Linked DNA regions of Homo sapiens: region 1 is linked to region 2. The links are chromatin loops, found by intact Hi-C in ENCODE. Cell type or tissue: OCI-LY7. All regions are shown on one strand. Links, peaks and the distances in the headings refer to the core of each region. The heading gives the core; the rest is flanking DNA. Region 1 has its middle 87 kb from the start of LINC00862. Region 2 has its middle 47 kb from the start of NR5A2.

Evidence for each region. A loop is a pair of places that touch in the nucleus more often than their neighbours do. Peaks named below come from ENCODE experiments on the same cell type or tissue, not always from the same donor. Only the 100,000 strongest peaks of a DNase experiment are listed, where the experiment ranks them.
Region 1: a loop joins it to region 2, with 11 times the contacts of the local background. A loop is called at or near these places in 1 of 110 quality-filtered maps.

The regions. Positions count from the first base shown.
Region 1 is chr1:200,284,896-200,287,810 of GRCh38, forward strand. No RefSeq gene overlaps it. Among named protein-coding and RNA genes, the nearest start is that of LINC00862, 87 kb to the right of the region's middle. In OCI-LY7, for the core only: no CTCF peak of the experiment used is centred there; DNase peaks (open chromatin) are centred at 1,056 and 1,326; H3K4me3 peaks cover 722 bases; H3K27ac peaks cover 1,752 bases.
Region 2 is chr1:199,979,424-199,982,338 of GRCh38, forward strand. No RefSeq gene overlaps it. Among named protein-coding and RNA genes, the nearest start is that of NR5A2, 47 kb to the right of the region's middle. In OCI-LY7, for the core only: a CTCF peak has its summit at 1,347; a DNase peak (open chromatin) is centred at 278; H3K4me3 peaks cover 592 bases; H3K27ac peaks cover 1,394 bases.

The DNA.
Region 1 (2,915 bases), core at 232-2,731, 310 kb after region 2:
AGGAAGGAAGGAAGGGAAGAAAGAAAGGAAAGAAAAGAAAGAAAGAAAGAAAGAAAGAAAGAAAGAAAGAAAGAAAGAGAAAGAGGAAGGAAAGAAGGAAGGAAGGAAGGAAAGAAGGAAGGAAGGAAGGAAGGAATAAAGGAAGGAAAGAAGAAAGATACTTCAAAATGGCTCAGTGGCAATAATATATTTTTTTAAAAAGAAAGGCCAGGTGCGGTGGCTCACACCTGTGATCCCAGCACTTTGAGAGGCCGAGGCAGATGGATCACCTGAGGTCAGGAGTTCGAAACCAGCCTGCCCAACATAGTGAAACCCTGTCTCTACTGAAAATACAAAAATTAGCCAGGCGTGGTGGCATGCGCCTGTAATCCTAGCTACTCTGGAGGCTGAAGCAGGAGAATCACTTGAACCCAGGAGGTGGAGGTTGCAGTAAGCCAAGATCATGCCATTGCACTCCAGCCTGGGTGACAGAGCAAGACTCTATCAAAAGAAAGAAAGAAAGAGAGAAAGAAAGAAAGAAAGAAAGAAGAAAGAAGAAAGAAAGAAAGAAAGAAAGAAAGAAAGAAAGAAAGAAAGAAAGAAAGAAAGAAAGAAAGAAAGAACGAAAGAACGAAAAGAAAGAAAGAAAGGAAGGGAAAGAAAGCAAATGGGCAAGGAAGGAAGGAGAGAGAGAAGAGAGAGGAAGGAAGAAAGGAAGGAAGGAAAGAAAAAAGGAAGGAAGGAAGGATGGGCAAGCTGGGTGTGGTGGCTCGCATCTGTAAGGGAGGTCAGGGTAGGGGCACTGCTTGAGGCCAGAAGTTTGAGACCAGCCTGGGCAAGATCCCCTCTCAAGGAAGGGAAGGGAAGGGGAGAGGAGGAGAGGGGAGGAGAGGGGAGAGAGAGAAAGAATGGAAGAAAGAAAGAAAATAAATTGAAGATTTTTATTTTTAATTTTTAATTTTTTTTGGCAGCAGTTAGTGTAGCTTGATGGCAAAAAGACATAAAGTAGAGATGGTCTCTGCTAGAGGCCAGGCAATATGGTAACTGAGAGCACAGACTCTGGGTTTGAATCCAGGATCTACCAACCTGTTTAACTTTGGGCAAATTGCATGATCACACTGTGCCTCACTTCTTACATTTGTATAATAGAGATAATAACAGTACCTATCTCATAGAAATTGTGGGCCGGGTGCAGTGGCTCACGCCTGTAATCCCAGCACTTTGGGAGGCCGAGGCAGGCGGATTACGAGGTCAGGAGATCGAGACCATCCTGGCTAACACGGTGAAACTCCGTCTCTACTAAAAATACAAAAAATTAGCCGGGCGCGACGGCAGGCACCTGTAGTTCCAGCTACTCGGGTGGCTGAAGCAAGAGAATGGCGTGAACCCAGGAGGCGGAGCTTGTGGTGAGCCGAGATCGCACCACTGCACTCCAGTCTGGGCAACAGAGCGAGACTCCATCTCAAAAAAAAAAAAAGAAAAGAAAAAAGAAATTGTGAAGGTTAATAGATTAAATCATGTAAAAGTTCCTGGAAGTAATCGGCACATTGAGTCTCTGCCTCTTAGCAGCTGTGGCCTTGGGGACTTATTTATCTTCTCTGTGCCTCGCTTTTCTCACCTGTATAACGTGGATAACAACAGTGCCCACTTCACAGGGTTGTTATGAGATATAAATGAGGTAAGTTGCCTGGCTCGTAGTAAGCATCATAAAAGTGATGGCTATTATTTCCCTTCTTTTTCTCCATGCACTTATCAAAAAATATCCATTCACTTTTCCCGGCAATTCTCCGCTATATGAAACCTAACAACTTCTTCAGATAACAAATATTTTTAGTCTCACCATACCATCCTGAGATATAACTCAGACAAAATAACCTACCTATATACATAATGTCAAAAATATATACAATGTACTCATCATATCAAAAGGATTTATAATTAAAATATATATATATTTCAATATCTAAATGCTTGAACACAACTAAATTAGAAGACATAATTAAGAAGTCAGATGCTTGCCCCTACTTAAACTAAGTTTGGATTTAACAGAAGATAAGAAGGCAGTCCACACAAGAAGTACAGTATGGTTAAGCAGCAGAGGTACAGGTGGATGCTAGAATAACATCTAGTGTTTAAAAAACGGTAACAGACAAGGCTTATGTGTATATTCTAAAAGAAAGAAAGAAATTACCCTAATTAGAGGAGAAAAAGCATGCCAAGACAAATTACAGACCCTCAAAGTGGAGAAAATGAGTTAGTACTGATATTCTTGCCAACAAATAGGGCCTAGTTTACAGGGAGGCATCGAATAATTACCCCTGTTATGACTGGAAGCAAGGTGGGGACAAAGTCTCATAGCAAACATGTCTCCTCTCGGGAAATCCCACTGCATATTAAAACTTACAGTCTGGCCGGATGCGGTGGCTCACACCTGTAATCCCAACACTTTGGGAGGCCAAGGCAGGTGAATCACCTGAGACTAGCCTGACCAACATGGAGAAACCCCGTCTCTACTAAAAATACAAAAAATTAGCCAGGCGTGGTGGCGCATGCCTGTAATCCCAGCTACTCGGGAGGCTGGCTTAGGAGAATCTCTTGAACCTGGGACGCAGAGGTGGCCATGATCCAAGATTGCACCACTGCACTGCAGCCTGGGCAACAAGAGCGAAACTCTGTCTAAAAAAGAATAATAATAAACTTACAGTCAGTGTCTGGAACTTAAGAATCCTCCAGGGAATAGAGAAGGGAATCAAAAGAGAAAATTAGTAAGACAGACTAGAAAAAGGTTATACAGGAGACTTCCAGAAACAGCGTCAGGGAAAGACTGAAAAAAGGAGAACCAACTCCTATAATTAGAAATAATTTTACCATGAAATTTTCACCATATAGATTTCTTTCTGACATCTGGCAACCAAAAAACACGTTTTAGACACACA
Region 2 (2,915 bases), core at 201-2,700:
TGACAACCCAGTTAACGAATAACAGAAATACAATTTTTAGGCTACCACTAGTCAAATTATTTCTTCTTTTTTTTTTGGACAGGGTCTCACTCTGTCGCCCAGGCTGGAGTGCAGTGACGTGATCTCTGCTCACTGCAAGCTCCGCCTCCCAGGTTCACGCCATTCTTCTGCCTCAGCCTCCTGAGTAGCTAGGACTACAGACACCTGCCCACACGCTCGGCTAATTTTTTTTTTTTTTTGTATTTTTAGTAGAGACGGAGTTTCACCGTGTTTTGATCTCCTGACCTCGTGATCCACCCATCTCTGCCTCCCAAACTGCTGGGATTACAGGTGTGAGCCACTGCGCCCTGCCTAGTCAAATTATTTCTAAGAGTACGGTTTTAAAGAAGCAGAGATGAGCTTTTAGGCCAGGAGCAGTGGCTCACATCTATAATCCCAGCATTTTGGGAGGCTGAGGTGGGTGGATCACTTGAGCCCAGGAGTTCAAGACCAGGCTGGGCAACATCATGGTAAAACCCCATCTCTACCAAAAATACAAAAAAAAAAAAAAAAAACACAAAAAAATTAGCCGGGCATGATGGTGCACGCCTGCAGGAGAATGGCTTGAAACCAGGAGGTGGAGATTGCAGTGAGCCGAGATCGTGCCACTGCACTCCAGCCTGGGCAACAGAGCAAGACCCTGTCTCAAAAAAAAAAAAAAAAAAAAAAAGCAGAGATGAGCTTTTAAATTACAGATTAAAAAATTAGGCCACACCTGTAATTCCAGCACTTTGGGAGGCCATTGCGAGAAGATCGCTTGAGGCCAGAAGTTGGAGACCAGCCTGGGCAACATGGTAAATCCCTGACTCTACACAAAAATTTTTAAACATGTAAAAATTACCCAGGCGTGGTGGCACATGCCTATAGTCCCAGCTACTCAGGAGACTGAAGTTGCAGTGAGCCATGATCCCACCATTGCACTCCAGCATGGGCGACAGAGCAAGACCTTGTCTCAAAAAAAATTAAAATAAAATAAAAGTTCACCTTGGTTATCTCAATTTAATTTTTTTCTTTGTACAGGTATCTGGTTTATTTAAGTTGTGATCTTCCTGAGAAACAAATCGAAGTCAGTGCAGACCAGCATTGTCCAACAAACAGAACTTTCTGGCATGATGGAATAGCCCATAGCTGCACTGTCCCCTCATGTGGCTATTTGAGCACTTGAAATGTGTCTAGTGTGACAGAGAAACTGAGGTTTTAATCTTAATTTAAATTTGTTTAAATAGCCACACGTATTTAGTGGCTACCATACTGGACAGTGCATGTCTAGACCAGTGGTTCACAATTGAGGGCAATTTTTAGTCCTCAAAAGCAGTCCTCAAGGGGTCAGAGTTGTGTTGCAGGAGTAGGGGGAATCACAGCCTGTCTTCAGCTGGTGGACGACCCCTCCAGCCATCCAAGCTCCCGTTTTCCCACTACACATGGGCCTACCTGTGTAGACCTGTGTAATTTAAATTTTAATTTAAATTTGTAAGAGAAAGAAACCTATATAGATCTATTAGTTTCTCGTGTTTTCTTTCTTTCTTTCTTTCTTTTTCTTTCTTTCTCTTTCTTTCTTTCTTCTCTCTTTCTTTCTCTCTCTTCCCTCCTCCTTTCCTTTCCTTTCCTCTTTTCTTTCTGACAGGGCCTCGCTCTGTCATCCAGGCCAAGTGCAGTAGTGTGACCACCGCTCACTGCATCCTCAACCTCCTGGGCTCAAGTGATCCTCCCACCTCAGCCTCCGAGTAGTGGGGACTACAGGCATAAGCCACTGCACCAGACTATTTTATTTTTATTTTTTTGTAGAGACAGAGTCTCGCTATGTTGCCCAAGCTGGTCTCGAACTCCTGGATGCAAGCAATCTGCCAGCCTTGACTTCCCAAGGTGCTGGGGTTACAGGCTATTTTTACTGTCTCTTTTAGGGCAGTGAAATTACTTTGTTAGTATATGATGTTATACAGGTGGATACCTGTCACATTTATCCAAACCCACAGAATGTACAACACCAAGAGTGAACCCTGGTATAACCTATGTTTGCGTAATAATGATGCATCAATGTTGGTTCATCAATTGATTAAAAGGCTTTTTTTTTTTAAGAGCAGCTTTAGGTTCACAGCAAAATTGAGTAAGTACAGAGATTTCTCATATACCTTTTTCCCTCACACCTGCACAGCTTTCCCATTATCAATATCCCCCACCAGAGTGGTACATTTGTTACAATCAATGAACCAACATTGAGGCATCATTATTACGCAAACATAGTTTATACCAGTGTTCACTCTTGGTGTTGTACATTCTGTGGGTTTGGACAAATGTAACAGGTATCCACCTGTATAGCATCATACACAGTAGTTTCACTGCCCTAAAAGTCCTCTGTGTTTCACCTTTCTTGTGTTCTTAAAAATCCAAATGAACCTCTCACTGTTATCCTGCTCAAGAAAAAAACAGGGCAAAGTTCCAATGAATCTAAAATGATATCTAGCTTTCAATTTCAAAGAGCTGTTGAATAAGATTAATGAGTGAATAAACTTAGTTTTCCTTTCGTTACTCAGGGAAAAAGTCTGGTATTTAAGGCTATTTGTAGTTAGACTCAAATTTCCTCCCTCTAACCTTCTCTCCACCAGCCTATCTTAGCTAAATTGATGCTGCTTCAGCACATTTTATTCTTCCATGTCCCTTTATTTTCTCTATTTTTATTTTTGTAGACAGGGTCTCACTCTGTTGCCCAGGTTGGGGTGCAGTGATCTTAGCTCACTGCAGCCTTGAACTCTTGGGCTCAAGTGATCCTCCCACCTAGGCCTCTTGAGCAGCTAGGACTACAGGTGCACACCACCACACCCAGCTAATTTTTTATTTTATTTTATTTTTTTATAGAGATGGGTCCTGCTATGTTGCCC